Linked DNA regions of Homo sapiens: region 1 is linked to region 2. Evidence: chromatin loops called from intact Hi-C (ENCODE). Cell type or tissue: sigmoid colon. All regions are shown on one strand. Each heading gives the region's core, and the rest is flanking DNA. Links, peaks and the distances in the headings are about the cores only. Region 1 has its middle 35 kb from the start of COL24A1. Region 2 has its middle 63 kb from the start of LINC02795.

Region 1 (16,398 bases), core at 6,586-11,585, 65 kb before region 2:
TCTGTAAAAATTAGAGTTGTCCAAAAATGGGGAAAAACCTTTTATTGAGAGTGAGTCCCCAGCCCCTGGAGTTGTCAGAAGCAGGACAACAACTGACTGACTCAATTGCATATCACAGGAAGGACCCATTCCCTGATAAGGATTTGGTTTCCATGCCAACAGTGCACTTCTTAATGACTACGAAAACTTACTGTTTCATCAGAACATGAGAATTTACAAATCCTTGGGAGCTCTTTGCTTGTTTAATATTTGAGCTTTCCAGGGCTGTTTGAATTCATTAAGAAGAAATACATGAGCCTTTTTTTAGTTTTCCAAGTCAAGGGCCAGGCATATCCCACTCAGAAATTGTTGCAAATATTTTGGGAATCTAAGCCAAAATAATAACAGTGATTGTCTCATAAATAATCCTTGCTGAAAGATTTGGACTTAATGGCCAAAACATTTTGGTTCCTGTAAGATAAGTAAAAGAACTTGCCAGTATCTCGGCAGATAACTCCTCCTGTGTCAAAGAAAGGCTCTGTTATAGTTCTATTTATAGTTATTAAATATGAATATGGGAACATAATGAATAAAGAAAATATGAATAAGAACATAAACCAGAATTACCCTTGTTCTATGTCCCTCATTACAAGGTTTACAGAATCCCAGGAAAATGGAAAGCAACGGAGTAAAATCTCTCCAAAGACCCACTTGATAAATGTTCCATCTTCTGGCTGGGAGGAGAGAGAAACCTTCGCCTGAGTCCTCTACTTGGGTCTCTAACTCATAATGAGGCCCACCTGCTTTAATATGCTGACTGACAGCACAGCTGCATTCTCTCAGACAAGGTCTGCTCCCAAGATACACCAGACCTGGATGAAGTTCAGATCACCAGTTACTGTAATCCCATTGTTGGTCTCCAAGGAATGGTAACTGGCTTTCCAAACAAATGGGAATAGTTTGGGAAACATCTCTGTAGTCTACACACAGGCAAAACTGTTTGGAGATGAAGGCAATGTATTCTTATTGTCTCAAAGTCTGAATTATTCATACTTAATGTCCCCCCATCCCCCACCATTCCTGCAAGGGACGAGAAAGGGAGCTTCTATAAACTGTACCATTCTAATATCCTTCGTTTAGTGTCAGTGATGAATTGAATTCTGCCTCTATCATTTATTAGCTGTATAACCTTGGATATCTTTGCCTCAGTTTCCTTATCTGCCAAATGGCAGTATTGTGAGGATTTATAATACATAAGGAGCTTAGAACAATGTGTGTACATAGTGCACAAGTGTATGTAAGATACAGATTTAGAGAATTCCTCAAACCAATTGATGTTATTTCTGAGCAGGCAATGGAGAAGGATCAAGGATGCTTAGTAAATTAACCTTTAGTTCAAAATCTAAACAGGTTGCCTCACTCATTGAACTACTGATATCTGGGGGTCTCTAGTCTGTTCCTTATAAGGAGCTATTTACAATATAATGACACTTCCAAAATCTTCAGCAAGGACCCCTTTGTGGGGTCCTTAGAGTTCCAGGATGAAAGGTTTGGAGGCAGGAGAAAGCCAGTTGCTAAGAGCTGATATCATCTAACTCAGTAACTCATTTTAACTAAAGCAACTTTCTATTTTAAACTATCACCATCATCATCAAATCATAGAATTCTAGAACTGTTAGGGGTCTTTGATTTTTACCAAATCCAAGTACTTAATTTTACATGTATATGAGGACACTGACAGACAAATGCTAAGTTACTTGTTCAATTTTTCTGAACCAATTAGTCGTAGAGGACTAAAATCTACTCCTCCTGGTCCAGTTCTCTCTCATTCATACTTCTGTCCAACAAAGATTCCTTAGACTCTTATGTTGTGCAAGACAATGAGAGTAAGGAAGTGAGTACAACAGTCTCAGACTTCAAGAATATTCTAATGTAGAGGAGAATTCTACCAAATAAACTGACAATTATACAGTGCAGTAAACATTAAATGATACAATGTTGGGTGAAAAGATGTCAGAGGGGCATGTTATACTTTAATAATAACATTTCCTCATCACTGAGGAGGACCTAGTATATGTCAACACTGTCCAAGGCTTTAGGGATATAAACGTGAAAAGGTACAACCCCTGACCTCCAACAGCTGTAAAACTCATCAAAATACAGTACAAAGTATCACATCCATGTTATGAGTGTTGCAGACAGTTTAGTGCTAATTGAGTTTAGGCAATGGAGAGCTCACTAAGGGATGGGGCAACTGGAGGAGATCAAATGTGACTGTCACAACAGGGTATTTTGTGTCCAGAATTTATTCCGTGAAGAAGAAATGTAATTCTTCTTTATGTCACTTCTAAATCAGATTCCTTCCTCCAGTATGATGGCTGCTCTCATGAGAGTCTTTTTCAGAAATTGCAAGAGAAGAACTGAAATGTGATGGACCTAGGGCATCCACACTTCTGCCAAATATCTTCTCATTATGCTTCCTAGCTTATCCTTTCTCGAGGATTCCTTTCATATTTACATGCATTTTCAAGATTATTCACCTATTCTTTTCTCTAGACAGCATCCCTTTCTAGCTGTCCCTCAATAAGTCCGTTGCCTAATCCAGCCTTTTAAAAAATATTTCATAATGGATTTTTTATATTAAACTGACATTTCCTAAACATAACTCAACTTGTAACTTTTAAGTAAAAAGTTTTCAAACACCAAAATTGTCACAATATTAAAATATTTTCCAGCCATATATGTGTGAATGTGTATATGTGAATTTTAAAATAAGTATTAAGCCTACTAAGTGAATAATAAGAAAACAGATTAATATTAAATTAGACATTATCTAAACTTGGACAAACTGGGTTTTTTTCCAAATTAAATATGAAACCATCAACCCAAGATGATTAGGAGGAAAATGATGTAATAAAATCAACTTTTAAATAGCTATAACATGTTGCATTTCCTAGGAATCTTCAAATGTTTGCTTAAAAATGGCCAAAACATTTGAAACAAAAGATAAAGTACCAAAACAACTTTTTGAAATCATATTTCTCAACATTTATAATTTCCCCATATTCTCTACATTTAAGGGAAAATTTACTTTCCCTGGAAAGAAACTTCATTTTTTCAAAAAACCACTCCGGTATTTTCCTTGCTAGGAAATAAGCCAGATGGTTCCAACACTCGGAATTTTTACTCAGGAAAAATTCAGAAATACAGGAAAACTTCATTAATTCTTTTGGTACTAACAGCCATTGTAATTTCTATAAGTTTTCTCTTTGATGAAAAAAGGCTAGTACTAAAACAGAAAATAAAGAATCTGATAACCACCAGCAAATAGTACCTGAGATCAGTATGACATTCTAGAAAGAGACTGGACTGGGCTCAAGATGCATGGATTTGCTGCTAGCCAAGGAGAAGAGAATATATTCCACAGATACCTTTTTCAAATGTTTTACTTTAGCTGTACCATTTGATGATTTTGACAAATGTACATACCTGTGAAACCATCACCCTAAACAAGGTATAGAACATTTCCATTAACTTAAAAGTCTTCTCATGCCTCTTTGCTGTTAACTCCCAGCTCCCTTACACACACACACGCACACACACACCACATCCCCGACCCTGGCAGCTACTGATTTTATTTCTAGCACTATAGATTAGTGTTATCTTTTCTAGGATTTCATGTAAATGGACCCATATAATACCCTCTCTGATCTGGCTTCTTTTTGCTCAGATGTTTTTGAGACTCATCCACGTTTTTGTGTGCATTGGTTTTCATTTTTCAGCAGAGTATATGCCGCTGTGTAAATATACCATAATTTATTTATCCATTTAACTGTTGATGGACTTTTTGGTTGTTTCCAGCTTGAGATTATTATAAATAAAGCTGCTGTGGATAATCTGTCATCTATTCTATTTATCTCGCTATTTGTTTTCCTTCTGTTCAAATTTTTCCAAATATTTTATTCCTCTCTTTCTCCTTTCCTGACGTCATTTGGGTTAATAAAATGTTTTTAGTATTTCTTTTGTTGCCTCTATTGGGTATGAAACTTCACCTTTTTGTTATTATTTTTAAGTGTTTTCTCTAGCACTAATAATAAATGTATTTATCAATGGCTATTTACAGTCCAATAATTTACCACTTCACTCTTTATACCTGACACTCATACTTCCCATTTGCTGCTTTTCATGTCACAAGTGTAATAATCTTACAAAAGTATAACTCCACTCACCTACCCTCCCTTTGTTATTGTTGTATCTTTTACTTTCACATAGCTACCAACCTCACTTTATATTATTTTTCTTTTAAATGATGACTTTTATACTTACCCATTCATTTACTATTTCCAGTGCTCTCCATTTCTCACTATAGATTGAAGTTGTGTATGGTATTATTTCCATTTAGCCTGAAGAATAATTTTTAGCATTTCTTATAGTGCAGGTCTTCACTATAAGAATTTTGAAGGATATTTCAAAAATACTTCAAAAACTGGATTGACAGTTCTAAAATTTTTATTTCAGCACTTTAAAAATACAATTCTATTGTCTTTTGCCCCTCGTTGATTCTGATGAGAAGTTAGTCATTTTTTTGTATCATTGTTGTCTTGTATTTAATGTGTCTTTTTTGTCCTCAGCTTTTCAGATTTTCTCTCTTTGGTTTTCTATATTTAATTATTATGTACCTACATAAATTGTTTTCTTTATGTTAATACTGCTTAAATCTTGGATCTAAGTCAATGTAATCAAATTTAGGGAACTTTCAGTTAGTATATTTTCAAATAAGTTTTCTCTACTCACTTTTTAGGACTCTATTACATATACCTTAGATCATTTGATATTGCCTGAAAGGCCCTGAGCCTCTATTCATTTTTCTTCAGTTCCTTTTCTCCTTTTCACATTGGGAAATTTTTTATCTTCAATTTTTTTCTCCATTCTTCAGTTTCGAAAGTTTACCTTCAATTCTTTTTCTCTGTTCTTCAGATTGGAAGACGCTTGGATCTTTCTTCAAGATCACCAACTCTTTTTTCTGCTATCTACAGTTTATTACTAAGCACATACAGTGACTTTTAAATTTTAATTGTAATTTTCCACTATATATTTTCCATTTGCTTTTTTTAAAAAAATAGCTTTTAGTTCTCTGCTGAGATATTCTATCTCTTCCCTCATTAAGACTATGTTTTCCAGACTGGGTGCGGTGGTTCACGTCTGTAATCCCAGCACTTTGGGAGGCCAAGGCAGGCAGATCACTTGAGGTCAGAAGTTCAAGACCAGCCTGGCCAACATGGTAAAACTTTGTCTCTACTAAAAATATAAAAATTAGCCAGGTGTGGTGGCACACACCTGTAGTCTCAGCTACCCGGGAGGCTGAGGCATGAGAATCACTTGAACCTGGGAGGCAGAGGTTGCAGTTAGCCGAGATCTTGCCACTGCTCTCTAGCCTAGGTGACAGAGCACAGCTCTGTCTCAAAAAAAAAGAAAAGACTATTATTTTCCTCTACTTATTTGAACACATTTTCCTTTGATTATTTTAACATACTTATAATGGCTGCTGTAAAGCCTTTATCTGCTAAAACTAACAGGTGAGCACTCTTGGGGCTGGTTCATATTAACCACCCTTTAGTTTTTTGACTATGAGATTTGTTTGCATGTCTAATAATTGTTGTTTATGTACAAACTTTGTGGAAAATTTATGGTGGAGACCTTTGATAATTATCTCCTTTTGAAGAGTGTTGATTTTTGTTCTAGAAGTAGTTCAACTGCTGGCCCATCAACTTGAATTTAGGTAGGCTTAGTCCTATACTTTGTTAGCATGGATCTGTGGAAATTCCAAGGTGTTTCCCAAGTCCCTACTATGTGGCTGTATTCATCTCTACATGAGAACAGTTTGGAGGCTGAGGCTTCATCACAGTGGGTCTTGAGTAGGTCTTATTCTGGAGGGTGGTCCTTGTTCATAAGTAGAGCCTTACTGGTGTTTCCATTGAATGACAGAGATATTAATGACATTAACTCAGTCCCTCCATTCTGGTTGGGGTGGAACTCTAAAGTCCTCCAGCATGTTTGGATATCAGCCTTGTACTAGGGTCAAGAAATTTTCCCCAGATAGAAGGCAAGAGTGAGCTTTCCTTCTCTCAGAGATTACAGTTTTGTGATGCCTATTGTCTAATGCTTAGAAATAGTTGCCTCATATATTTTATTCAGTTTTATAGTTGTTTGTGGCAGGACAGTAGTCCTGTGCCAGTTATCCAGTCTTAACCAGAAGCAGAAGTCCCCCATGGGTATACAATGGCTTTGGTTTCTGGCTTGGATGACTAGGTGGTAATGGCTCCATTAACTGCATAGGAAATCTAGGATCAAGAGCAAGTTTAGGAGGAACAATGATGAGTTAGTTTTTGTTCATGTTGCATAGAAGGTATGAGGGAGGCTCGTAGACATGACAGTTTTATGCATTAACAATTAACTTAAAATTGATCACCATTTGTGCATGTATAGAGTGTTTCTGTTATTTTACCTTTAAGTATTCTCTTTAAATAGTAAAAAAATACAAATAACATTGATTTTGACCTTTCCTTGAGTTATTTTATAATTAAAACCAAAGTTATAGTATAGAAAATGTTTGCAAAGACTTGAGAATTTTTTTCTTTTCCTTTTTATGAGGAGGGAATGAGCATCTATTTAATCTTGTGGTGAAACCATTTCTCTCCTTTTCTTCCGCCCTCCATGAGTATCATCTCTTGGCTACTGTAGACCAGATTTACTCTCTCTACCACACAGTGTTTCCATTGAAACAAGTCCTCCAATGAACCAACCACAAATGTGAAACTAAGGTACCAACTGAACTGGAAGAACATGAGCAATAATGATGAATGTATTTGCGTGTTCCCATGAGCTAAGGAATTGAAGCAAAAAACACTCTCATTGTACAACTCTGAGCCATTCCTGTTCCACTAAAAGTTTAAGTTTTCCACTTGTAGAGTAAAGGGCAATTGGGGATTAAACTGTAAAACTCCTTTAGCAGTTCAGGAGTAGCCACTGGCAAATAAAAATTATACCATTCCTATTTCTGCATAACTCCAGAAGACGGCTTCTTGCTTATATCCAGGTCATGGCATTCCTTGTTAGTAGCTGGCAACTAAGAGGAGCCTTAAGCCAAAGGTCCACAGTGATTTGTATCTTCAGGCTTCCCTTCTAAATCTGTTAAATGCTGGTCCTAGACAAAAGGAACATTTGGTGCTACAGGCTTACCAGTTTCTTCTTCTCCCTTCTCCTCTTCATTCCCTTTTCCCACCTCTTTCCCCTACTCTGTTTCTGACTATGTCATGTTCCGCTCTTGATGCTACACAGATGCATATTAATTTAAACTAATCTTGATTGCATAAAGACAAACAGCAGAGTGCTATTGCTTGCTTTGAGGGTTAGAGAAGGTGAAATAATTCATGATGTTTTAACATTCTTTAGCTATCTTGGCAACTATTAAACAGTAGGCTGCTCTAAAGTCTGTATTTGTTTACTTATTTAACTATTTAAAATTCTAGTGCCTAACCCATGGAAAATGTCCTTGACAAATCTTTGCTATTGAATGAACATCAAGGAAATACACCTGTTCCAGTTACTTTGGAACAGGGAACACTAAAGAAAGGAAACATATTGGCACACAACTGGGTAGGTTGGCTTCCTGCCTTAGTGAAATGAAACAGGAATTCTTTACCAAAGAAATAGATATTGAATCTTGGACATATCACTTACTACTCAGCTGCATGACAATGGACAACCTGCTTAATGTCTCTTGGTGTCAGTCTTCTCATTTGTAAAATGAAGGTAAACTTGTACTGACTTCATAAAATTATTGTTAAGATAAAAGATTAGCACTACATATATGCCAGACACGGTAAGTTCTTTATATATAGTTATTACTGTAATTATTATTGTCATTATCAAATCATTTTAAGAGAATAAATTAATAAGAATAATAATATTCATCAATACCAACCAGAAGGAGTAAATACACCTACTTTGGTTATTAACCAAAAATCTGACTTAGATCAAATTTTTCTTCTAGAAAATAATAAATTAGTTTTTGTAAAAGATTTTGAAAAACTTGTAAACCTATTCTCATGATGGAGGTAATATTCAGATATATTTACCTGATAACTGTAGTTGATTGAATTGTGTCCCCTGAAAAGCTATGTTCAAGCCCTAGCCCCTAGCACCTGTGAATGTGACCGTATTTGAAAATTGGGTCTTTGCAGATGTAATCAAGTTATGATGAAGTTATGGTAGATTAGGATGGGCCCTAAATCCGATAACTAGTGTCTGTGTGAGAAAGGAGAGGAAGATTCAGGCTTGTAGTCACAGATAAACAGAGAAGGTTGCCTTGTGAAATGGGGGCAGAGATTGGAATGACGCAGCTGCAAGCCAAGGAATGGCAAAGAACACCCGCAACCACCAGAAGCCAGGAGGAGACAAAGAAGGATTCTTCCCTCAAGGCTTTACAGAGAGCATAGCCTCCAACACCTTGATTTTGGACTTTAAGCGTCCAGAACTGCAAGAGAATAAATTTCTGTTGTTTTAAGCTGAGATATTTGTGGTGCTTTGTTTTGGCATTCCTAGGAAACTAATATAATCACTTCAGAAGCAGGGAACCATTTTTTCTCCATTTTTAAGTTCATTGTGAAACAAAGCTTTAAAAATATTTTCAGTTGGATTTTGTTTAAAATATATGGTTTGTAGGCAGGAACTTCACACTTCATTTTCCTTTTAAACTTTTTTGGAGGGGAATGATATTTATAAACTATGGAAAGACAACTACAGAAAGAGGTGTTTTAAACATGGGGATGTGGTTAAGTAGTGTTAGTGATCTTGAAGGAGTGTGAGTTACATTCTAATACTGTGGAAGTCTTTATAATGTTTTCCAGGAGACCATGTTTTTGAACTCTATGTGCAGGAAACCATTATATGGGGGAAAATATTGCTTTATGGGTCTCTGGCTGGGAATTATGAGTGTTATGTATGAGAAAACATTGAAATTGGGGAAAGCGAGAGACATTATAACAAACTGATCTTGTGTGCTATATTCCAAAATGTCAAATTATGAGAGTGTTCATTCAAATTCATTCTTATGCAATTGCTTTTGTTCACATTTTTGAAGTTGTTTTCACTTGCATTTTAAAACAAACACAAAACCTTTCACCCAAAAGCACACAGTGCTTTTTGAGATATCCTAGTTATACTTAGAGGGTAGAAGGCACAGGGCCAGCTCCCTAACTTATGAACAGACACTGAGGTCATTAAGTAGCACAGAGCATCCAAGATTTGGTCACCAGATAGTAGGGAAGAGAAGGAAGAGCTCTGAAGTTACATAGAGTCCAGATAGTTGTAGGATATTTTCCAATTCAGTTACATTTATTTTACCTTTTAATTTTCTTACCTACATAATGGAATAATTCTTACCTTGTTGATTCTTAAATGGATTATTTGAACTAATATATACAAAGTAGATAGAATAATACCTAACATAAATAGCTCAATAAATGTCTTTTCTTCTTCTTCCCTGTTAAATCTTTAACACACACCTGAGATCACCTCTCTGCCTTTATATCCTGGAACTGGGGAGGGGCTGGATGAAATGCCAGCATCACAGACCCAAGTGATGGTTCAATGACTAGGCAATTCCAGCATCTGCCTTAGCAGCATGGAACCTGTTAGATTTCCTTTGGATGGAGTGGAGGCTTTTCACCATTCCAAGCAGTGCCTGGGATTGTCTATTCTAGGTGTATTCACATTCTGTCCCAGCACTTGCAGAAGATTTCTGCTCACTTTGCAATTCTGGCATGGTGCGAAGGAAAGATTACTAAATTGGGAGCAATAAGAAATAGGCCAGGTAAATTTCCCTAATCTATCTGGTCCCTAATTCTGTCACCTGTAAAATAAGCAGGGGGGATTAGATTGATCTCTGGGATAATTTTGGAGATGTTTTAGCTAAGATATATTTTGGAGTCAGCCAGCCTTTGGATTGAATCTTAGCTCCATTCCTTAATAATCATTGGTCTTTGATAGGTCATTTAACCTCTCTGAACCTTAGCTGCTCCAGTTGTAGAGAAAGTATCTAATTTGAAAGGGTTATTGTAAGTTCAATGAGAAAAAAAATATTGGAAGCACCTGGAACAAATCAGACATTCAATAAACGTTACCTTTCACTAGATCAGTGGTTCTTTAACACGAATCAGAATTACCTAGAGGGCTTGCTTAAACACAGAAGTGGGCCCTCCAGAATTTCTGATTCAGTAATCAGGGCTAGGGTGGGACCCCCAAAATTCACATTTCTAACAAATGCCCAGGTATTGTTGCTGATCCAGAAATCATTCCTGGAAAACCACTCTCTGGACCAGGGTTTGGCAAAGTATAGCAAGTGGGCCAAATTTGTCCCACTGCCTCTTTGTGTAAATAAAGTTTTATTGGAACACGGTTATGCTCATTGGTTCACATATTGTCTATGGCTGTTTTTTCACTGCAACATCAGAATTGAGTAGCTGTGGCAGAGACTTTATGGCCCACAAAACCTAAAATATTTACTATCTGGTCCTTTACAGAAACGTTAGCAGTCTGCTCTAGACTGTCACATGGTATTCTTCCCGAGGAGTTTTGGGGGCTCTGACAGAGAACGAGGTTTTTCAAGCTTTTTAATTAGTATATGAGATCACTAAACATATTCATTGTGTGTTTATGATAGCAATGCAGCCACTTACTCTAAAATATATGATCACAAGTCTTGCTATCTCAAATGATTATCAAAAGCAAAGAGACAGAATTGCAGTTTTATGGGGGTGATTCATTAGAATTAATGACAAAACTAATAGGACCTTACCCAAATCTTTTCTTTTCCAACAGTCCTTTGTGGAGCCTGAAAGGCTTTTCTGAAGTGGGAAGGAGATCAAAGGTTCTTTAAATCAGAAAATCCAGCTTATCATACTAAGGAATCTCTGTGGTCAAGCTTAAATTTTTACCCTGAGTTGTTTGTCCTGAGTCTGAGGCTCTCCAGAAAAGTCTTAGGAAATGATAGGTTCTTTGGGGGATCTGTCATAGTGTTGTTTTGCTTGTGGAACTTTGCGTTCTAATAATATTTGAACTTGAGGCACCAAGCACACAATGATGAAATACAGACGCTCCCTTGGTGGCATGAACACGGTGCCAGTCAGCTCCACGCTCTTTCCCATCTTATTCCAATTGCACTCACTCTCATTCTATATTTTATCAACACTTTTTCCTTTTGCCTCTTAAAAGTGCAGTAGTCTTGGAGTCAGGCAGATCTAGATTCAAATCCTAGCTTTTTTTTTTTTTTCTTTTAGAAATTGTGGGCCTGGGCCTCCATTTCCTCTTTTCTAAAATGGGCTAATAGAATAAAATAGATATGGTGGACATGAAGCATTAGTGTCTGAAAAGTTCCTTGCAGAATTCCCGGTGCTTGTAAAGGCTGCATCAATGTAAGAGCTTTGTTTTCCACCCCCACCACACCCACCATTTTTTGCACTATGTAATGAGACTAGTAATCTGTCTTTATTTAGTCCTTTAAAAATGGTTTCCTAAATAATAAGAATCTGAATCCTTTAAGATGAATTGTAGCCCTCACTCGGGGAACTGCCATCAGTGAAAGAATCAAAAGCAGCTGGGAGCAGGCAAAGACTTTTCTTTAAAAGGCAGTTCAGGGAGCTGGAGAGTGCCAGAGGAATCACTTAGGCCAGGATAAATTAATTGCTGCTGGGGAGCAGTTAATTGCTGTGGGAGAAGCCCTGTGGTGCTAATGAGGCAATTTACACTTGGGTTAAAAATAGTCACTAAATTCAAGTTGAAACAGATGGGGTTGAAAGTAATGACAATAGCCTGGGGCGATTATAGGTAGCTATAGGTGAACACATTAGTATTTAAAGAAAATGAATTGCTGAATTAGTGAGGATACAAATAAGATTTTAAAAAAGAAACGCCATCTAAACATATTTGCATAGGCAAGAGATATATAGATAGTATTATAGTTTATTTTGATTAAACATGGGTGGATGGAGAGCTTATTCTTGTAATCTGTACATCTGTACAACTATGTCTCCTTTCTAGAAGTAAGTCAAGCTATCTTACCAATATTTCCCCAACGCTATATTTCCTGGCGACAGCCTTGTAATTGTTGGTGAAACCTCTATAAGCCTGTCCATCATTGCAATGGATCCAAAGTTGCTAAGCAAAACCATTTCTTTTAATCAAAACCAGACTCTGAATTTTAAATTTTGAAGGTAAACCTCTACAGTGCAACTCTCATTTCTCTTTGCTTCTCTGCTGTCAACCAGATAAAACATTTTCCCATACCCTAAGCAGGCACCCTGTATTTCTTGATTCCTATTTACATAAATTTGCTTCATTTGTTCATCCCAAACACTGCAACCCCCTTCTCCAACACACTTATAGAGCAGCAGAGATCGCCTTGAGTTTCAGTATTCCTGTTCATCCTGGTAGATTATTGAGAGGTCCTGCAAAAGTCTTAAAACTAGTACAAAGATGCTTACATGACAATCTGATCTCAGCAACATCTCACTGGTGCCTGCTGGAAACTTCATTAACAAGATTACAATGATGATTAAGACATGAAGTAATCTATTTTTCTCCCAAACAGAAAAGCTTTACAATCTGAGAGCAGAAATACTTTGAATTCGATGTTAATTTTATAGCAGATTTTTCAGGTGGTTTTACAGATAATGTCTTTCAAAGTTTCCTGTAACCTTTAAGTAAACAACTAGGACTTCTTAAAAGCACTGGAGAGCTGAATTAAGGATAAAAGGTTAAGATATGCTTTGTCTACTAGAATGTGGTAGTTATAGAAATTCATCTGGTTTAGAGTTTAAATTTCCACCCTAGTCTAATTAATCAAGAATTTAAATTTCAGAAGGCAAGGAAAATTTGAGTAGGTTGATTTGACCAAGGTTGGCCTGACCAAGATTTTTTTTAATCCAATTATTCCTAATTTATTCCAGAATCTTTCTTCCTGAAAAGGGTTTATGTTCAATTGCCTGTAAATAATAATCAATGGAGCTATAAGTTAACTTATTTATTGTTTAGATGTTGCAGAAACATTTTAGAAACATTCATAAAACACGAACAGTGACAAGAACAGTCACTTCAGAATTTATCTAGCATTCTCAGGAATTCAACTATGTCAGGGGACAGCTCGTATGGTATTGTGACATCACCAGATGAAAAAAGGCACCACTGGAGAAAAAAAAAAACAGCCACCATAGAGAAAGGAAATTACATATCTCCAGGTAGAAATATTCACTAAAAATGGAAAACAATTATTTAAAAAGGAAAAAAGGCACGGAAAAGCCACTGAACAGGACTAATGGGGAAGCATTCCTTCCACCACTGATGCCTTGCATGGCCATTAATTTGCAATAGTCATCTTTCAGTTTTTCATGATTAAAATCATGGAGGTCTAATTTCTCAGAATAACTGGATCAGTGGCAGAGAACTTATCAAGAGGGTCAGACAATTACACAATGATCTTAGGACAATGTGTAAAAGGCATCCTGATGATTACAATGATGTCTTTGTTTTATGCCAGATCATCTTAATTTTATTTGGCCTCCTTGATGCTGGCGTTGGAAATCACAAACAGCTGTTATTCATCAGTGCTCATTTGGTACATTCCACACAGCCCATCAGTTGTGAAGTGCAATCAATCAATCCCCCAATTTTTCAACAACCACAGGGCCAGATAAGATATGCTTTCTTAAGACAAAACAGTTTCTGCTCTAGCTAGCAGTGTTTTACACTAGCCATGTACCTTGTTCTTATCTATTAATATCATTTTTACCATTGCCCTTAACACCCCCATGACTAATAATACCATGTGCCTAATTTCAGGCCATGCCCTTGTCCTCATCTCAACTTTATTAGTTAACCCAAGTCTTGTTTTCTTGAGTGAGTGTCACAGATGGCAATCTTTTATAATTAGCACACTGGTCATACAGATTCAGTATTGTTTAGTGGATGGTAGGATAGACTTTTTTGTCTAGTGGCCCATGTGCACTCCATTTTCTCCCATCCACTCTGGGACCCCCATTAATAAAAATGTTATGTTCCTATGTTGAAGAAGCTGCAAAATATTTTTTTAATCATGCATATATGTGAGTAGGTATCCTCGGGGGAAAAATTGACTACATCAATCCATGATATCAATATTTTCATAAGGCATTATAGGTAAAACATTGTGAGGAACTCTTAGTGGCTTCCTAAAAAAGACTATTATAGTTAACAATGTATGTTTTAGGTAGTAAAATACCTAATAAATATTTGTTTATCAAATCCCATTTAAATTGCAGTGAGTAAAATTCCCTTTACTATAAGCTAAACTCAAGAAAAAATAAAAATTAATAAAATATTTTTGATATTAATTCTTCCAAATGCTGGTTAATTTGACATGATTTGACTAATTTATTTCTGTAACAAAATTAATGAAAAAATTTACAGTCTATGAACTTGGCAATAGGGAGGGGAAAAAAAAGGTGAGACTGAGGAAAAATTAGCATAAATTAAGGTACATGGGGAAACAATTGAGATGAAGCAATTTTCCAATATTGAAGAAATAGCATGCAGGCTGTCAAATAAACTTAAATGTACCTCCTTGTGCCAGACTTGTAAGGTGGAGAATGCTGACATTGCTACTGGAGAACTTAGCATGACTCAACTATGGCTACCAACCCCTGTTTTGTGGGAGAATAACATTCATTAGCTATTATTAGTGATATTGAGGACATGACATCTTTCTTCCATCACTTAGTTACTAAGAAAAATGAGATATTCTAAGCCAATTCATCTGTAATAATGTAATGCCTGGTGTTTTCCTAAATCCACACCACCTCAAGATTTACTTTCACCCTGTGGTGTTGGAGCAATGCTGTCTTTCATAAGGGTAATCTGAGAAGTTATCCTTTGAATTTAAAACTCCACTAATTGGGCTCAGATTTGGGCCCCTAAATGGCTCTATCTCCTAGTCAAGTTCATATCAGCTGTCTCCATTGGTAGCTGTTCCTCAGAGACCATATTTCTATCTTGATGCCAGCACTTACCTGGTCATAACTAAAAGAATTCTATTTCCTCACCTGTATCCCTATACTTAAATGAAAGAGATTTATTGTTTTTGATTGCTGAATCAAAAGATGGTTTAATTGCTCTTCTGATTGCTAGCAAGTAAAGAAAGGCTAGTGAATTTAGTTAAAATCTGAACTTGATGCAGCAAGCCAATTCAGAGATAGGTTTCTGCAATCAAAATTAACTGCAACATTGATTGGAATTAAGAAAAGGCATGGGAGTAAAGGTTAACATATCTTGAAAAGAATAAGAGTCTTAGAGGGAAAAGTACCTCCCCTCATCTATTTTCCCAAGACATCTTTCAAGGATCTTTTTGAACTAGGAATCAAGACCATTTTCCTTGTTACAAAAGGTCTATATTCCTAAGGCAAAGGGCGCAGTGGATCTTACATTCTAGAAGTTTATATTGACAATGCCAAGCTTTGATATTGTGTATGTAGTGTGTATGCTAGGCAATTTGAAATAGGCCCTGTGATCTCAACAGTTGTCAATGATAAAACTTTTTTTTCCTGAACTTCAGCATGAACTTCTGAAAACTATTTTTTTTTCTTACATCTACTGTCCTACTGCCTAGACTTTGTAGGATGATTGTCCCATCTGTTTGAATGAAAACCCTGACTTTGGCTGGGTTTGGATCTTTTATTTATTAATCTATTTTTGAGACTCAGTCTCACTCTTTTGCCCAGGCTGGAGTGCAGTGGCGCGTTCTCAGTTCATTGCAACCTCCGCCCCCCGGATTCAAGCAATTCTTCTGCCTCAGCCCCCTGAGTAGCTGGGATTACAGGCGCACGCCACCACACCCAGCTAATTTTTGTATTTTTAGTAGAGACGGGGTTTTGCCATGCTGGCCAGGCTGGTCTCAAACTCCTGACCTCAGGTGATCTGTCCGCCTCAGCCTCCCAAATTGCTGGGATTACAGGCGTGAGGCACTGTGCCTGGCCCGGATCTTATCTTTTCCCACCTCAACTCATCAGATGATACCCTAGCCCATCAAACCACAAGGACCTATCTGCTTCTTCCCAGACTGACTGACTTCCCCTTCTCTGATCCAGTTGGCTACCTGGGCTCCCAGTCTGGGATTTCCTATTGCTGCCTGGCCCATCACCATGAGTTATGAAAATGTGCCAAGTACTGCAATATATTAGACTTCAATTGCTAAGAATCCTGCTTCAGGACGGAGTGGGTCATGCTGATTATCTTACTAAGTGATAGATGCATTCATGGCTTCTGTCTCTGAGGAAAAAAATACACCACCTTCTTGTCAGAGCTAACAAGCATAAGTGAAATAAAAAGTTT
Region 2 (16,398 bases), core at 6,670-11,669:
GTAAAGCAAGAAGCTTAAGCCAACTCCTGGGGAATGAGGTCTAGAAAAGTAAGGCAGGCAAGACACGGAATACATATCAGAAAGCTGAGCAGAAACCCAGGAACACATGTACTACAGAGGACCACCAAGTAGTCTCTCGGGCACCTATGGACTCATGGCATGCTAGCTCTAGAATGCTTTTCTAAGTTCAGAAGTTGCTCCTTGTAATCTGCTGATGTGGTTTACACCATGCAGATCTATCACTATCATGGAATAGGATGGGGCAGACAGGTTCTGATAGCTATTTTTGCACTATTGGTCAAATTGTAAAATATATCAAGATAAATTTTTAAAAAATTTCTTGGGGCCATAGAAGAGAGGAAAAATTAGCCAGAGTAATCATAGAGCATTTAACTGGCTTGACTAAAATTGTTCAGTTTACAAGGAGCCATTTTTCCAAGGGCAGTCTAGGTCTGGTATTTTGAAACCTTTCCCAAGCAGTCTTGCTTGGGTTCCTTTCTTTGATGTTTTCCTTAGAAAAACATTGGCCATTTGAAGGGCTTTCTGAAAAAAGAAAAACAAATAAACAAAAACAAACTCTACTCACAGCCTGCAGACATGTTATCACTCTATTTCTCTTGCCATATCTCTGGTACCAGTTTTCAAGTTATTACACTTTAAAAAGATAGTTCCTTTCTGTCTTCATCAACCTCAAGCAGAAGCCCTTGATAGAAATAGATTTAATTAGCAGCCCTCAACATACCCTCACAACAACAGAAAACAGTATTTTAAAAAACATAGGTTTTTCTCTACAAGTTTGTGTACTAAGGGACAAGATGACTTGCGTTTATTATTTTTCTGTTTTAAATGGATTTATGAGGTGGCAAGAGAGCTGAAGATACATATGTTTTATTTTATGGATATATATCATGTTTATCTTTTCTGGATTATTTTTTTCACACGCTCTCTTACTAAGGAAGGGACTTCTCCAAAACATAATTTTAAGAAGAGATATGTATGGGCTATTTATGGAAAACAGGTTTGGAGAATGTTTTCTGAATAATTGGAGTGAATGTAGAGACTATATGACTGCAAAGCTTTGCACATGGCAGGAAGGTAATTTGGTAATTTGGAGATTCATGGGTTAAAAAAGCCCCTTGGAGAAGGCTTGAAGACACTCCTATATCCTCAAAGACCAACATTATATTTCAGGATTCCCTTTGGTTAAATTTCTGTAATTATTTATAAATGTTAAAGTCTTCTGAATGAGTCAGAATTGCAGATTATAAGGGTAAAGGAAAAGATGAGACTTCTGAAATATTTTGTTGGCTTCTGAGGGATCTGAACAGAAACGAGTGAAATAGAAACAGAAAACAACAGAGACAATCAATAAAACCAGAAGTTGGTTCTCTGAAAAGATTAACAAAATTTACAAATCATTAGCTGATTGACTAAGAAAAAAAAAGAGAGAAGACAGAAATTAACAAAATCAAGGATGAAGAAAAGGCACATCATTACTGATCCTACAGAAATGAAAAGGAATGACTTCATGCTAACAAATTTGACAACTTATTTAATAAAGTGGACAAATTCCTAGAAAGAAGCTACAAAAATCATTAAAAAAATAGAAAATATTAATATATTGATAACAAGTAAATAAATTGAATTAGCAATTAAAAATCTTGCGGCAGTGCGCAGTGGCTCACGCCTGTAATCCCAGCACTTTGGGAGGCCAAGGTGGGCGGATCACGAGGTCAGGAGATCAAGACCATCCTGGCTAACATGGTGAAACCCCGTCTCTACTAAAAAAATACAAAAAAATTAGCAGGGCGTGGTGGCGGGCGCCTGTAGTCCCAGCTGCTCCGGAGGCTGAGACAGGAGAATGGCGTGAACCCGGGAGGCGGAGCTTGCAGTGAGCCGAGATTGTGCCACCGCACTCCAGCCTGGGCGACAGAACGAGACTCCGTCTCAAAAATTAATTAATTAATTAATTAATTAAAATAAAATAAATCTTCCAACAGAGAAAAGCCCTGGTCCCTATATAACTCTATTGGTGGATGCTATCAAGTAATTTAAAAAGGTAAAATAGTAATCCTTCATAAACTCTAAGAAAACAAAGAAAAGAACACTTAATTAATTCTATGAGACCGGTATTATTTTAACACCAAAGCCAGAAAAAGGCATTTCAATAAAAGAGAACTACAGAAATTCCCACATAAACATAGGTACAAAATTTATCAAAGTGAATCCAGCAACATGTAAAAAAAATTCTACACCATGATCAAATGGGATTCATCTGAGAAATACAAGGTTGTTTTAACTTACGAAAATCAATTAATGTCATGCACCATATTGACAGAATAGAGAATAAAATCACATAATAATCTCAATAGATGCAGAAAAGACATTTGAAAAAAATCCAACATCCTTTTATGATAAAAGTTCCACAAATTAAGAATATAAGAACATATCCTTAACTTAATAAAGGATATCTACAAAAAACCCATAGCTATATGATTCCTAATGTTGAAAAACAGAATACTTTCTCCCTAAGATTGAAAACAAGGCAAGTACGTCTTCCATCACCACTTCTACTCAATGTCGTATTATAGATTGTAGTGAGTGAAGTAAGGAGAAAAATTAAGTATTCATATTGGAAAGAAAGAACTGTCATTATTTGCAGAAAGCATAATACTATATGTAAAAAATACCAAAGGGACCATTAAAAACCTATTAGAATTAACAAATAAGTTTGCAAGTTCGCAGAATGTGAGATCAATATACAAAAATCAATTACATTTCTATACTAGCAACAAACAATCTAAAAATAAAATTAAGAGAATAATTGTATTTACAATAGCATCAAAACGATAAAATAGGACTAAATTTAAGAAAATAAATGTAAGACTTTTACACTTAAAACCACAAAATATTGCTGAGGGAAATTTTAAAATATCTAAATAAACAAAGAGACATCCCATGTTCATCAACTTAAAACTCCATATTGTCAAGATAACAATCCTCTCCAAATTGACCCATGGATTCAAAGTAATCCTTATCAAAATCCCATTTGACATTTTAATAGAAATTAACTAGTTCATCTTAAAACGTATACAAAAATGCAAAGCATCTACATTTACCAAAACAACTTTGAAAAAAAATGAACAAAGTTAAAGGACTTATGCTTCCTTATTACCGAATCTCAAAATTTAAGTCCACAGCAATCAAGACAGTGTGGTATTGATGTAAGTGGGTACTCCCTGCACACAATCAAGACCCTTGCAAATATAATAGGCATATGAATCAATGGAACAGGATTGAAAGCCTAGAAATAAACCCTTACATGTATGGTTATTTGATTTTGGGCAAAGGTACCATTATAATTCAATGGGGGAAAGGGTAAACTTTTCAATAAATAATGTAGGGATAACTGGATATCTACATGCAAAAATATGATCTTAGATTCTTATCTCAAACCAGACACACAAATTAACTCAAAATGGATTATAAAACTAAATTTAAGACCTAGACCTATAAAACTGGAAGAAATAGGAGAAAGTCTTTGTGGCCTCGGGTGAGGCAAAGGGTTTTTAATTATGAAAGGAAAAGCACAATCCATTAAATCCATTAAAATTTATAAAATTAGACAAATTTTAAATTTCTATTTCAAAATTTAGAACTTTATTTTCTTAATGGTGTCTTTTTAAGTGCAAACAGCTACGGACTGTGAGAAAATATTTGCAAATCACATCTCTGATAAAGAATGTGCACCTCTAGCATATATAAAGAATTCTTACAACTTGATAATACAAAGACAAACCCAAGTAAGAAATGAGCAAGATATTTCACCAGGAAAGATATATGGACTGCTAATAAGTACATGAAAAGATGCTCTACATCATTAGTCATTAGGGAAATGCAAACTGAAACCACAATGAGATATCACTACATACCCACTAGAATGACTATAATGAAAAAAAATACAGACAATACCAAGTGTTGATGAGCATGTAGAGAAACTGGAATGCTTGTGCATGGCTGGTGGAAATATAAAATGGTGCAGAAACTTGTAAAACAGTTTGGCAGTTTATTAAAGTGTTAAATGTAAACATACCACACAATGCAGCAATTCTCCCAAGACAAATAAAAATATATGTCTAAACATAACATGTATATGAATGTATGCATAAACATTATTAATAACAGTGAAAAACTGGAAACAATCCAAATGTCCATCAACCAGTGAATAAATGTTAAAATGTGATCTATCCATATAATAGAATTCTATTCAGCAATAAAAAGGAATAAGAAACTGATATATGCTATAAGGATGAATCTAAAAAATGTTACGCTAAGTGAAAGAATCCAGATGCAAATGATGACATATTGTATGATTGCACTTATGTAAAATATTCAGCAAAGGCAAATATAGAGAGACAGGAAGCAGATTAGTGGTTACCTAGGCAGAGATCAATTTCAAACAGACACGAGGAAATTTTTGTGGTAATGAATATGTTTTGAATTTAAATCTGGATTGCAGTGATGGTTGTACATCTCTATAAATTTACAAAAAAAATCATTGAATTATACACTTACAGTGGGTGAATTTTAGGATATATAAATTATATATCCCTAACATTATTTTTTTAAATAGTAAAAGAAAAATCATTTAATATTTCTTAGCTATGACAAAGCTGAAATTTTCTGGACTTCTTCCAATTTATTGAACACTAAATAAAGTGGCAGGTACTGTTTAGATCTTTATGAAAATTGTTTTTATTTACTTATCACAATAACTCTCTGAGGTAGGAATTATTTTCCCATTTTACAGATGAAGGAACAGCCAAAAATCCAGCCAGCAAAAATCCAGGGTCACTCAGCTAGTAATCTGAAGAGCAGGAATTTAAACCCCTACTTGTCTGGTGGCAAGATCCAGGCTCTAATGACTATGACTTGGTGTCTTGTTTGTCAACTTCTAAGCAAATTAATTCTGACTTTGTCTCATATATGAAATAGACTAACTCCCTCCAGTTCCTTCCTTTAAGATTTTTGTGGGCATGTGAGTTTATTTTCCTCCTTCCTGCCTGCGTCATTTTCTTTTCCATCTATTTCTGTGCTTCAGTTTTGTAAAATTTTCAGCTGTGTTTCAGATGTGTTCTAATCTTCACTTGCATCAGGTAACTGCAGCAGGCTTGACATCTTGCATTAACAAAGCAGAAGACTCCAGGCTATGAGGGAAACTTCTTTCTTATTGTTTGGAAAAGCCAGTTTTCCATAGTTTAAATTTTGCATTAACAGTAGGCCTATTGAGTCCACTTAATATGGCAACTTTTTGGATAAATGCAAATTGATTGTACAGTACATATTACAGAAACACATCTGTCTCTAAATGGGTTCACATGAGACATAGTTTATTCCACAGGTTAACTTTCTAAATTAAATCCTTCTCTAAAGTCAGAACACTAAGAAGAACCAGACTTCATAAATGAATAATGAATTTTTTCATTAGTAACAAAAACAGCTTAAAGTTGAAAGGTCTACTGGGTAGGTCTGAAATGTGGGAACAATTCGTAATTGAGGACCTAATGTTCCACTGAAAAAAATTCTCTTTGAGGTATCATCAGACAAACTTAAAAATTCTCCACCACTGGCCATTTCCAAGTAAAGATGCCAGTTTGATCACACATTTTAAACATGTGTCTGGAGAATTTTATGTAGCTTCTTTTACAAACTTAAAGACAAATATATTCTCTGTTACCAGAGAAAATTGGTCTTTTGGGAGGATTTAGAAATGGAAAAAATGTAGAAAATAATCCACAAATAAATACTGGGGCAGTTTCTATTTGTACCTATGCCTGCACTAGTTACATGTTAGGCTCTTTTGAAGACTATACACACGTTATGCATAAACACATTCTAGAAGAAAGGTAAGAAGAAAAAAATCATGACCAGAAGTTGATATAATAAGAAATCTAGGCCTTTTCACTGCGTATTTGTTGCTAAAGATTATCTTCAGGTAAGACCACCATGTAGCGAACCAGGCCCCATAAAAGACCATATTCATGGCCACTTAATGGGAAAATAAACCACAATGGTGTTGTTGTAGCACAACTGTAACCAGAGATGTATATCTCTATTCAGATAGAAGAGGTGCTTATTAATTTTTGCTTTAATTATTAGATAATTCCTTGGTTTCCATTCTGTTTTTACTTAAAACCCATTATAATCATCTTTTGAACATATTTGTCTAAGGGTTTACATTAATTTTCCTCTTTCAGAGAACAGGGAATCCAAAAACAACAATCTTAGCTGTTGTTGGAAAATAAAAGTGACCGCTGGGACTGTGAACCAGAGGTACAGGAGCTGGTCCATGACCCAGACCACAGGTTGGCAGTGGCAAAGGGCCTTCATCCTGCAGGTCCACGCCTATGGCCCTAGCACCACCGCTTCTGGAGAAGGATGGGCAGGAATGAGGCAGTGATTGGTCCTTCTGGCACTGTCCTAGGTAGATACTGTTTTCAATGTTGTCTGGACCATCTGGAGGCAGGGGTGGTGGGCACAGACTACAGGGGAAGAATTCTGTTAGAGCCTGCATTGTGAGATAATTCTCCCCTACTCTAGACTAGTGAAAGAGGAATGGAGGATGTGGGCTCCAGGACAGTTTGGTTCTTTCTTGATCAGCACCCCAGAGTCTGAGTGTCTAGAGGGGCTAAGTGTGCGTCTGTCCTAGTGTGAAAGCCTAAAGTAACGCTATATACATCTCAGTGTGTTTTTCCCACCATGACCTGCAAAGTGGTTACAACTGTTAATATCCACATTTACAGATGATGCTTCTGAGTCACAGAGGGGGCAAGATGCCTGCCACGAGATGACGAAGCTAGGATAGAACCCTGTCTCTTCACCCCCACTCTAATGACCCCTATATTAAACCACACTGACTCTCTGAAATCAGTATTGCAAGAGGTGTTTACTATTCTTTCAAATGTAGTCATGGGAAGGAGACGGGACTCTAGTTAAGATAAGAAGAATCCTGTTGTAGCAGCAGCATACAAAACCCAACTCTGTACAGATGGTTTTAGCATTTCCCCTCGTATTCTTTCCCTGTTCTTTTTCTTGGTTGGTATCTCACTGTGTGTGTCCTTGGAGACCAAGGTAGAACTGCCAATTGCCACTCTGGCTGAGGGGCTCCATGGTTTCCATGCAGAGGTAGGGGTTATAACTCCACATTTGAAATTTAGTTTGGATTGAATTTTGGGCCACAGTTCTTATATCCAAAAAGAAAAAAAAAATTCTTTGCGAGGATAATTTTTTAAAGTTTTCAAGTTTAGGAAAAAAGTCACAAGTCCAAATTATAAATTATTATTATTATTATTATTATTATTATTTACTTTAGCCATATGTTACTACATGGAGAAATTATGATTATTTTTGGTTATGTTCATAAACATCTTTTTTCAAAGATTATTATTCTAATAACACAGGTCATGACTGTGGGAGCATTGTCAGGAACTGCTCTTCAGGAAACTGCTGAAAATGTGATATGGACATAGAGGAGCTCACATTTCAAGAGTATCTGTATTGTACTATTTTCCCAAAATATCTTCAAGGGACTAACCTGTCCTCTATCCATCTCCTTAGTGGGATTTTGCATACAAGAGGCTCTTGGGAGTGCACATAGTGATAACTACCTAAACAGAGCTTTCAATATTAATCATTGTTTTATAACATTTTGAAGCTTGAAAAAATGTTATGTATATATGCTATATATTAAAATGCTATATATAGATATATAGCATTTTTCAATGCTGTTTATTAAAAGCCATATATACACATGCATTTAAATGGCTTTTATTATCCTTGTTATATGCAGGAGAACTGAGGCTCAGCAAAGCAACTTGTCAGACTCTCACATAGCTACTAAGGGACAGAAGCAACTCACAAGTACAAGCTATATTCATGACATCCAAATGTGTCTCACAAATAATTCTTTATAAAATACAGTCTCTCATTAGTTAGATCTCTTTATTTGGATATGCAGTGCCATGTGGTACTAAAGCTGTTGAATTTGCCCTGTGCTGGATTTGGTACCGCCTGTAAGATGGAATGCAGATATTTCCCATCATGTCACAGTACCTGGGATGGGTTCTGTGACTTAATTTGGTGAAGTTATCATTCACCAAATTAAGATAGGTAAAAATATTGAATTGTACTTAAATATCTATTTCTCTAGTCTTCAACATGCCCTAATTTGCTGCTGAGAATGAGAAATGAATCAGAAATGAAGAATCAAAATTGTCTACCACCTGCTTCTCTCAAGTCTGCTGTGAGACTAGCACAAAGACAAGCTACTTTCACTCTAGCCTATTTTCTGTGAGTTAGAGGCAATTTACAGGTTCCCCTTCCTGCATCATCTTAGAACTTTACTCAAAATTTTTCACATAGCATATTTCGTATTCTATTATGATTTTTGTTTATACTATATTTCCCCACTATATTACGGCCCCTTCTGTAACAGAGACTCTTTATCATCTGAACAGCACAGCCCATGGTGCAGAGTGTAGACTTCACTGAGCATTCATTGAATAAGCATGACATAGGGAGATGCACCATATGAATAAATTCAGGGACTATGGAACATTTGCACTAAAGCATCCCCATGTGGCAGGAATCTGTCAGATTAGAGAGGTGTGCTGGTTAGATCCACTGCCTAATCTGTTTTTGGCTAGGAGAAAATGTTCTAGATAGATAAATGATACTTCTCTCCATTTAAGTTTTCCTTTTCATGTCAAAGAGAGTCTTTGTTTATAGATACGATGCTACCTTTCCATTAACTGGAGGGCAGGCACACATCTGTTTTTCCAAGAGTGGGAATGAACTGAATCAAACTATTTACATTTTCTTACCTTTCTCCTACCTGATAGCATTATTTACAGGCTGATAATCCCAGAGTAAAAGTGTAATTTGAGGTTAGCAAGCAAAAAAAAATGCTTATGATGAAAAGACTCCATCCAAATCAGGCTCAAGGACAGTGAAATACCTGTTACAGATGAGCATTAAAAGAAAAGGCTGTCACCATGATGACCAAAGATGGGCTAGTCTTTGGTCTCCAACGTGGATCTCCAATATTGTGAGTAAGAGGCTGGGATACAAGTATCTTATTGAAAAATCTAACATTCAGAGCCATTAAGAAGTGGGATGGGTCTGCTTTTCTGACTCCAGAGCCCATCACTAGCACTTCTACAGCACTTGCTGTTTTTAAAACACACACGTTTTCTTAATTAATCCCCATGGAGGAAGCGTAACACAGCTGTTAATGGTTCATGGTACAGGCTTTAAGTCAGATTGCCCTGGGTTAGAATCCCGGCTTCCACGTAACTTCTAGGTTACCTTGGGCAAAATTTAACTTCTCTGAACACCAGTTTCCATCCATAATGAAGATATAATAATAGTGCCTACCTCGAGGGTTGTTAAGATTAAATGAGATAATTACATAAAATATCTGGCCAAGGTGCCTAGCATCTAACAAGTGCCCAATAAAAGTCAGCTGTAAATGATGTAAATCATATTCTCATAATTTACAAAACATCTCTCTGCTTCCCCATTCCCAGAGAACAATTATGATAGGCAAATGCAGGAAGCAACTCCAAATTCAATGCTAACTCCATACCAGATCCTAAGCACGTTGGCTCAGAGCCTGACAGTCTCTCTTTAGTCATAGTTCCCACTGACTAGAGTCAGCCTCCTGCCTATGTTAGGACAAAGCCTGCAGTTTCTCCTCATCACATGACTTTTCTCAAAACTTTGTCTATCTCATATTCCTTCTCCTCAGCCCTGGGCAAGACATGACACAGGCCATTGGAGCAAGATGTTTCATGAAGTCAGCAAGGAAGACAGTTTTTCTTAGACTATTTTTTGGAAAATAAATTCCTCCTTTCAAGTAAAATAACATCGACTGAAATCACTAGCCTATGCCAGAGACATCAGGGCATTGTTAAAAGAAAAGCCTTGACTAAGCAATGTTTATAATTTCAGAGTTGTTTGGAGTTTACGGTATAATTTATGCCATGTGTTCTATCATTAACAGTTTTAAGACCAACCTGTTTTTTTACTCAACAGAGTACAAAACACCCACTTATGACATGGCATCTCCTATAGTATGGAAAACACACTCTTTCATTGGACTGGGAGGGTTCCTTAGAAAACCATTATTTGTTGGTTACCATTTCCTTTCAACCGTCTATCTGGCTGAAGACAATAAAAACAATTTAAAGAGAAAGGAGTTCAATTTCAGAGTCTACTTGCCCGGAATTCGTATTGTGAGTTGTCTGTTGTTGGATAGTCTGGCTTGCTGGTAGGAGCCTGCCTTGATTTGTGTTTAAGAACCTGGAACATCTCTGGTACCGAGTAAAGCCTCAGAAGAATCTTTTAAGAAAGCTTTCTGGGATAGTGAGGCAGTCTTTATGAGGAGCAGCAGGGAGGTCGCAGCTGTAAGGAGTTGAGCTCATCCTCCTATCCACAGAGTTGCCAGAAGTGCATTGTTGAGCCACCACAACACAGATCCCTGAAAGGGCTCAGTGCCTCCTCAGAAGTCTGTATGAAATATGGGCTGCATAGAATGAGGAAATTACTAAGGAATAATAAACTAGTTGAACATGTAAAGGACTTTTTAAAAAAATCTACCAACAAAATCCTTTGAAAATAACATAAGACACAAACACACACACACACACATACACACAGACAGACACTCCAAAAACCTAACCTCTGCCTTGGTTTCACTGAAGAGGAATAATACTTGAAATGTTACTTGTACAATGTCACAGATAACATAATTAGGTCTACAAGGTGGGACTTTGATGAAAGGAAACTATTTGTCCCTAACTTATTTCCACATTAGTGCTTCATATTCATGATGCAGCATGATCTCCAAAATTACCAACAGCTCATCTGTGTGCTGACTCTCTGGCTTTCGCAAGTCATGGAGGAAGTATGGGCTTTGGGAATCCCATGACAAATATTGGGACTGGGAGTGTGAAGGATGCAAGATAACAGACATCCAAACCACACATCCATCCCCTGAGTCATCCTCAGCACCTCCCCTCTTTTATACCCACATCTAGTTATTCACTGAGTTCTATCTGCCTCCTAGGAAATCCCTTAAATCCAGCCCCCCTTGCCCTATTTGGTGCCACTGCCATGATCTCTTACTGGAGTGTTTTAATAGCCTCCTCACTGATCTCCCTGACTTTTGTCCTTTTCTACTCTGTTGTCTGTACCACCCCTCAATGATCTCCCTAAAACACAAATCAGCACAAATATGATGAAAGTATGCTTTTGTTACTCCCTTGCCTGATAATCTCCACTGTCCTGTCATTGCCAACAGGATAGAGTTCAAATTCCTTCTAAGAGCCTTTCCAATAGTCTGGGAATCTCTCTCTCTCTCTCTGGGTTCTGTTATTGACGAGTGTTTGCCCTTAATCTCTCTGAGCTTCAGCTTGCACATCCATAAAGTGGGGTTAATAATAATACTGATCTCATAAAGTTGTCATGGGGCTGCAATGAGATACCATAAGTACAAGTCTCAGCATAACCAGACACGGAAGTGCTAAGCGAATACTGTTATTATTGTCCCTAGCACATAGCCTTTACCTTAAACAAACTGCTGTTTCTGAAAAAGGCCACGATGTTTTATATCTCAGAGACTTTGTACCTATTGTTTTATTAATTGACTGATTGATTATTCACTCATCAGATATTTATTGACTACCTACACATGTTGGTGGCCTCAGCACCAACAATTTACTGAGTGCCAAAGATACAACAATGAACAAGATAGGATATATACTAGCTCTTCTAATGTTTACATTCCAGAACTAAAGATCCAGGCAATAAAATAAATTATTTTTGTAAACAATGTAATATTATGGATTTAGTATTTAATACTAAGTAAATGAATATGAAAAATCAATATAGTTTTGTGCTTGAAGACAATTCAGGCTAATAGAATCTAGTGGCAATTTGAGCTACTCTTTTCTAGAGATGAGAGCAGCTTTCTCTGAGACAATGACAAGAAGGAGCCTGCTGCAAGATGTCTGGAAGCACTGAAGCTGCTATCTTCCAAGAAATGATGTTTAGTCAAAGCCAAATACATGTATAAAATCTTAGGTTGTATTTTTGTTTTTACAAATAGTTTGCTAACTCATTTGATATTCCCTATGGTCTTTACATATAATGCTCATAATGATAGTCTTAGTTGGATTGTGAAAATCATTTTCAGCAACATATTTTTAGAAATCAGCAACATTTGCTGTTTTTATTTTAATTAGCATAGATTCTTTACATTGATTGTACAATATGCCAGTTCATATATTTTAATTACAGGTATGAGTACAGGCAAAATAATTATATTCATAATAAATGTTATCGCTTATTGAGCTTCTACTCTCAGGCACTGTGCTAAGAACTCTATGATTATTATTTTAAAATCACAAAGCAATGCTAGGATATAGGTATTATTGGCCCGATTTTGCAAGGCTAAGAATAACTTGCCTAGAGTTATAGCTGGTAAGTGGTAATCAATATCTAAATTCAACTTTGACTCCAAGGCTATGCTATTGCCACTGCATTACAAAGGATTATATTCTAGTTAATGTTTAGCTTGTCGGTAAAGTAATGACTCATACAATATTAGTTAACAGTGATCATCTGATACCAAACATCATAATAAAAGGCTGTCCTCAACATCATTAACCAAAATGAAAATTCAAATTAAATCATGAGATATCACTATGAACCAGTAGAATGGCTAAAATTAAAAAAAGACTTATCATACCAAATGCAGGAGAGGATATACCTAGTCTGACATTCTCATACATCGATAGTGAGAATGTAAAATGGTACAAACACTTTGGGAAAGGTTGGCAGTTACTTACAAAGTTAAACAGGTACTTACCATATGACCTTCAATTCTGCTATTATGTTACTACCCAAAACAAAGGAAAAGCACATGTCCACACAAGGACTTGTATATTGATGTTCATAGCAGCTATATTCACAATAGATCAAAACTGGAAACAACCCAAATAGGCTGTCAATAGGTGAATGGAAAAATTGTAGTATATCTCTATTATGGAATATTACTCAGTAATACAAAAAGTTGAATCATTGATGCATGCAATAATATTGACAAATCTTTAAAAAATGTTGAGCCAAAGAAGCCTGACATAAATGAATACATACTGTTTGATTTCATTCATGTGAAATTCTAGAACAGACAAAACTAATTTGTAGGGACAGAAAGCAGATTACTAGTTGCCCAGGACCAGGTGTGGAGAGAAGGGAGAAGAAAATATTTGGAATGATAGAAATGTTCTATATCTTGATTGGGGTGATGAGTGAGTATATTTGTACACTTTCAATTAGTATGTTTTATATTGATGTAAATTTGAATTAAATAAAGTTGATAAAAAAAAGATTGTCAAATGTTTGATACCTCACAAAGACTGAATGCAAAGAAATCCATTACTTGTGTGAATAGCTAAAATAGCCAATTCAGTCATTAAAGTTAAAGTTAAAGATGACTTCACACTTTAAAGTGGGTATTTTAGTGTTTTAATTAATTAATAAATTTATTTATTTATTTATTGAGACAGAGTCTCACTTTGTCACCCAGGCTGGAGTACAGTGGCGCAATCTCAGCTCGTTGCAACCTCCACATCCTGGGTTCAAGCAATTCTCGTGTCTCAGCCTATGGAGTAGCTGGGATTACAGGCGTGCGCCACCACATCCAGCTAATTTTTGTATTTTTTTTTAGGAGAGATGGGTTTTGCCATGTTGACCGGCTGGTCTCCAAGCTCCTGGCCTCAAGTGATCCGCCCGCCTTGGCCTCCCATAGTGCTGGGATTAAAGGTATGAGACACCATGCTCAGCATGTTTTAATTTAAATTGAAATACAACCCAGCTAGTTTGAGACATTATCTAGCATTCCTGTGTGCCAAGGTCACTTAATGATTTCTTCTGTTACAAACAACGTACTAGACCTTTGGACAATGACAGTCTTCATGAAGAAAACAAATTTTTATTATTATTATTTTTTGAGATGGAGCCTTGCTCTGTCACCCAGGCTGGAGTGCAGTGACGCGATCTCAGCTCATTGCAACCTCTGCTTCCCGGGTTCAGGTAATTCTCCTGCCTCTGCCTCCCGAGTAGTTGGGACTACAGGTGCATGCCACCCCATGGCCGGCTAATTTTTGTATTTTTAGTAGAGATGGGGTTTTGCCATGTTGGCCAGGCTGGTCTTGAACTCCTGACCTCAGGTGATCCACCCGCCTCAGCCTCCCAAAGTGCTGGGATTACAGGCGTGAGCCACTGAGCCCGGCCAGAAGACAGATTTTTAAAAAGACAATTACAACATAGGGCAATAAGCATTTTAACAAAATTATTTACAAAGTGCTATGGGGCACAAAAGAAAAGTTACACAATGTTGGCTTAAGCAAATGGGTGGAAAAGGGGCAGACTTGAAGGAGATGATGAGTTTCATTTTGTACATGTGAGCTAAAGGTGTCTCTGATATAACAAGTGCGGATGTTGACTAAGAGTTTGGATGTAAAAATTTGGAGTTCCCTTGCTGCTAAGGGAAGAGATTTGTGACTTACCAGCACGCATGTGGTGGTTGAAGTCACGGAAATGGATGAGACTGCTAAGAGAAAGTGTAGGATGAGGAGAGAGCTGAGACAGAAATACGAGGGAGGAGGAGGAACCTTTGGAGAAGTCTGAGAAGGAGTAGCCAGAGCTGTCATGGAAACCAAGATAGAGAGAATTTTGAGTCAGAGAGAGTATTTCCTATGTCAACTGCTGCAAAGAGATCAAGGAAGATAAGGATTTAATAACTAGATGGACACAGATGAGGGCCGTGGAAGTGGGAGCAGAGGCCAGACTGAATAGCGAGGACGTGGAAGCAGTGAGCTGTAAAAGGCAGACGTAGCAAGAGTCAGAGAGGACCATGGGGTGGGAGTTTAATAAATACCGAAAAGCCTGAACCCAGAGAAGTGAATGGCTGACCTTTCTGATAGACTTGATTGTAAAATTCAGGCAAGCATGCAGATTTCATCTCTACTCATGAGAATTCAGTTAGCAAAACTAATTCAAATATAAAACGGAAAATCTTAGCTTGGACCCAGGTCTGGAGAACCACCCCTACAACTGCCCTTTGTTTCCATAAAATAACAGCTACCATTATTGAGCCCCTCCAAGTGCCTGGCACCGGGTTCATGACTTCTGTAGACTGGTCTTTGTGGCTTGTCTGCCTCTGGGTACCACAGTAAGTACAAACTCCAGATACTTTTTTGTTTGTTTTTTTTAAGTTATTTGAGGTGAAAGAAAAAGAGACTGAAATCAGAGGCCAAACACCCATTAGAAGAATGCTGTTCTTGGAAGGCACTTTGATAGAAATTATTTTCATGCAGAAACCTAGCTCCTTTTTGGTGCTGCCCATGCATTTAAGGTATCACACCAGTCCTGTAGCCCCAGGGCCAAGCCAATAGCTGTGCTGAATCGCCCCTTGCGAGCATGGAATTGCCACTGTGTGTTGCTTCCTGCTGAAGGTGGCCACTGTGGCCGCTGCTACTTTCCTTTTGGAGGCACGACATGCAAAAGTGAGCATTAGTCTGGAGAGTGAAACTGGCTCTATTTTATTGCATTTCAAATCCTAAGTAGAAGATTAAATGTTCTACATGCTCTGCTATTAAGACCCTAATTCCAATATTTATCACTCCTGCCAGGGTCTCAATTTCCAACTACCAAATGAAAGGGCACTGCATATTAACCTACATTTGGGAGCATTTGTGAGTACATGCCATCAAAATTCTATTTATGCTTCATAATCACATACATTGCTCAGTGTAATTTATATGTAGAGACTGTTTGCTTAATAAAAAGAGAGCTAACGATTTTTGTTTGACTAAAGCATGCAGTTAAAAAGATTTCCAAGGCCAGGCGTGATGGTTCATGCCTGAAATCCCACTACTTTGGGAGGACGAGTCAGGTGGATCACCCGAGGTCACAAGTTCGAGACCAGCCTGGCCAACATGGTGAAACCCCATCTCTACTAAAAATACAAAACTAGCCAGGCATGGTGTTGCATGTCTGTAATCCCAGCTACTTGGGAGGCTGAGGCAAGAGAATTACTTGAAACCGGGAGGCAGAGGTTGCAGTGAGCCGAGATAGCGCCATTGCAGTCCACCCTGGGCAACAAGAGTGAAACTCTGTCTCAAAAAATAAAATGAAATAAAATAAAATAAAAAGATTTCCAGTAGAGTCAGTTATCCAGCATGCTTTTAATTTAGCCCAATGCTACCTACTTTAATTTGCATTTGTTCTTTCAATGTGCTCAGTTAAAAATAAAATAAAACTATTATCTAA

Evidence for each region. Peaks named below come from ENCODE experiments on the same cell type or tissue, not always from the same donor. Only the 100,000 strongest peaks of a DNase experiment are listed, where the experiment ranks them.
Region 1: a loop joins it to region 2, with 2.3 times the contacts of the local background. A loop is called at or near these places in 2 of 110 quality-filtered maps.

What each region holds. Positions count from the first base shown.
Region 1 is chr1:86,183,760-86,200,157 of GRCh38, forward strand. No RefSeq gene overlaps it. Among named protein-coding and RNA genes, the nearest start is that of COL24A1, 35 kb to the left of the region's middle. In sigmoid colon, for the core only: no CTCF peak of the experiment used is centred there; no DNase peak of the experiment used is centred there.
Region 2 is chr1:86,248,597-86,264,994 of GRCh38, forward strand. No RefSeq gene overlaps it. Among named protein-coding and RNA genes, the nearest start is that of LINC02795, 63 kb to the right of the region's middle. In sigmoid colon, for the core only: no CTCF peak of the experiment used is centred there; a DNase peak (open chromatin) is centred at 9,685.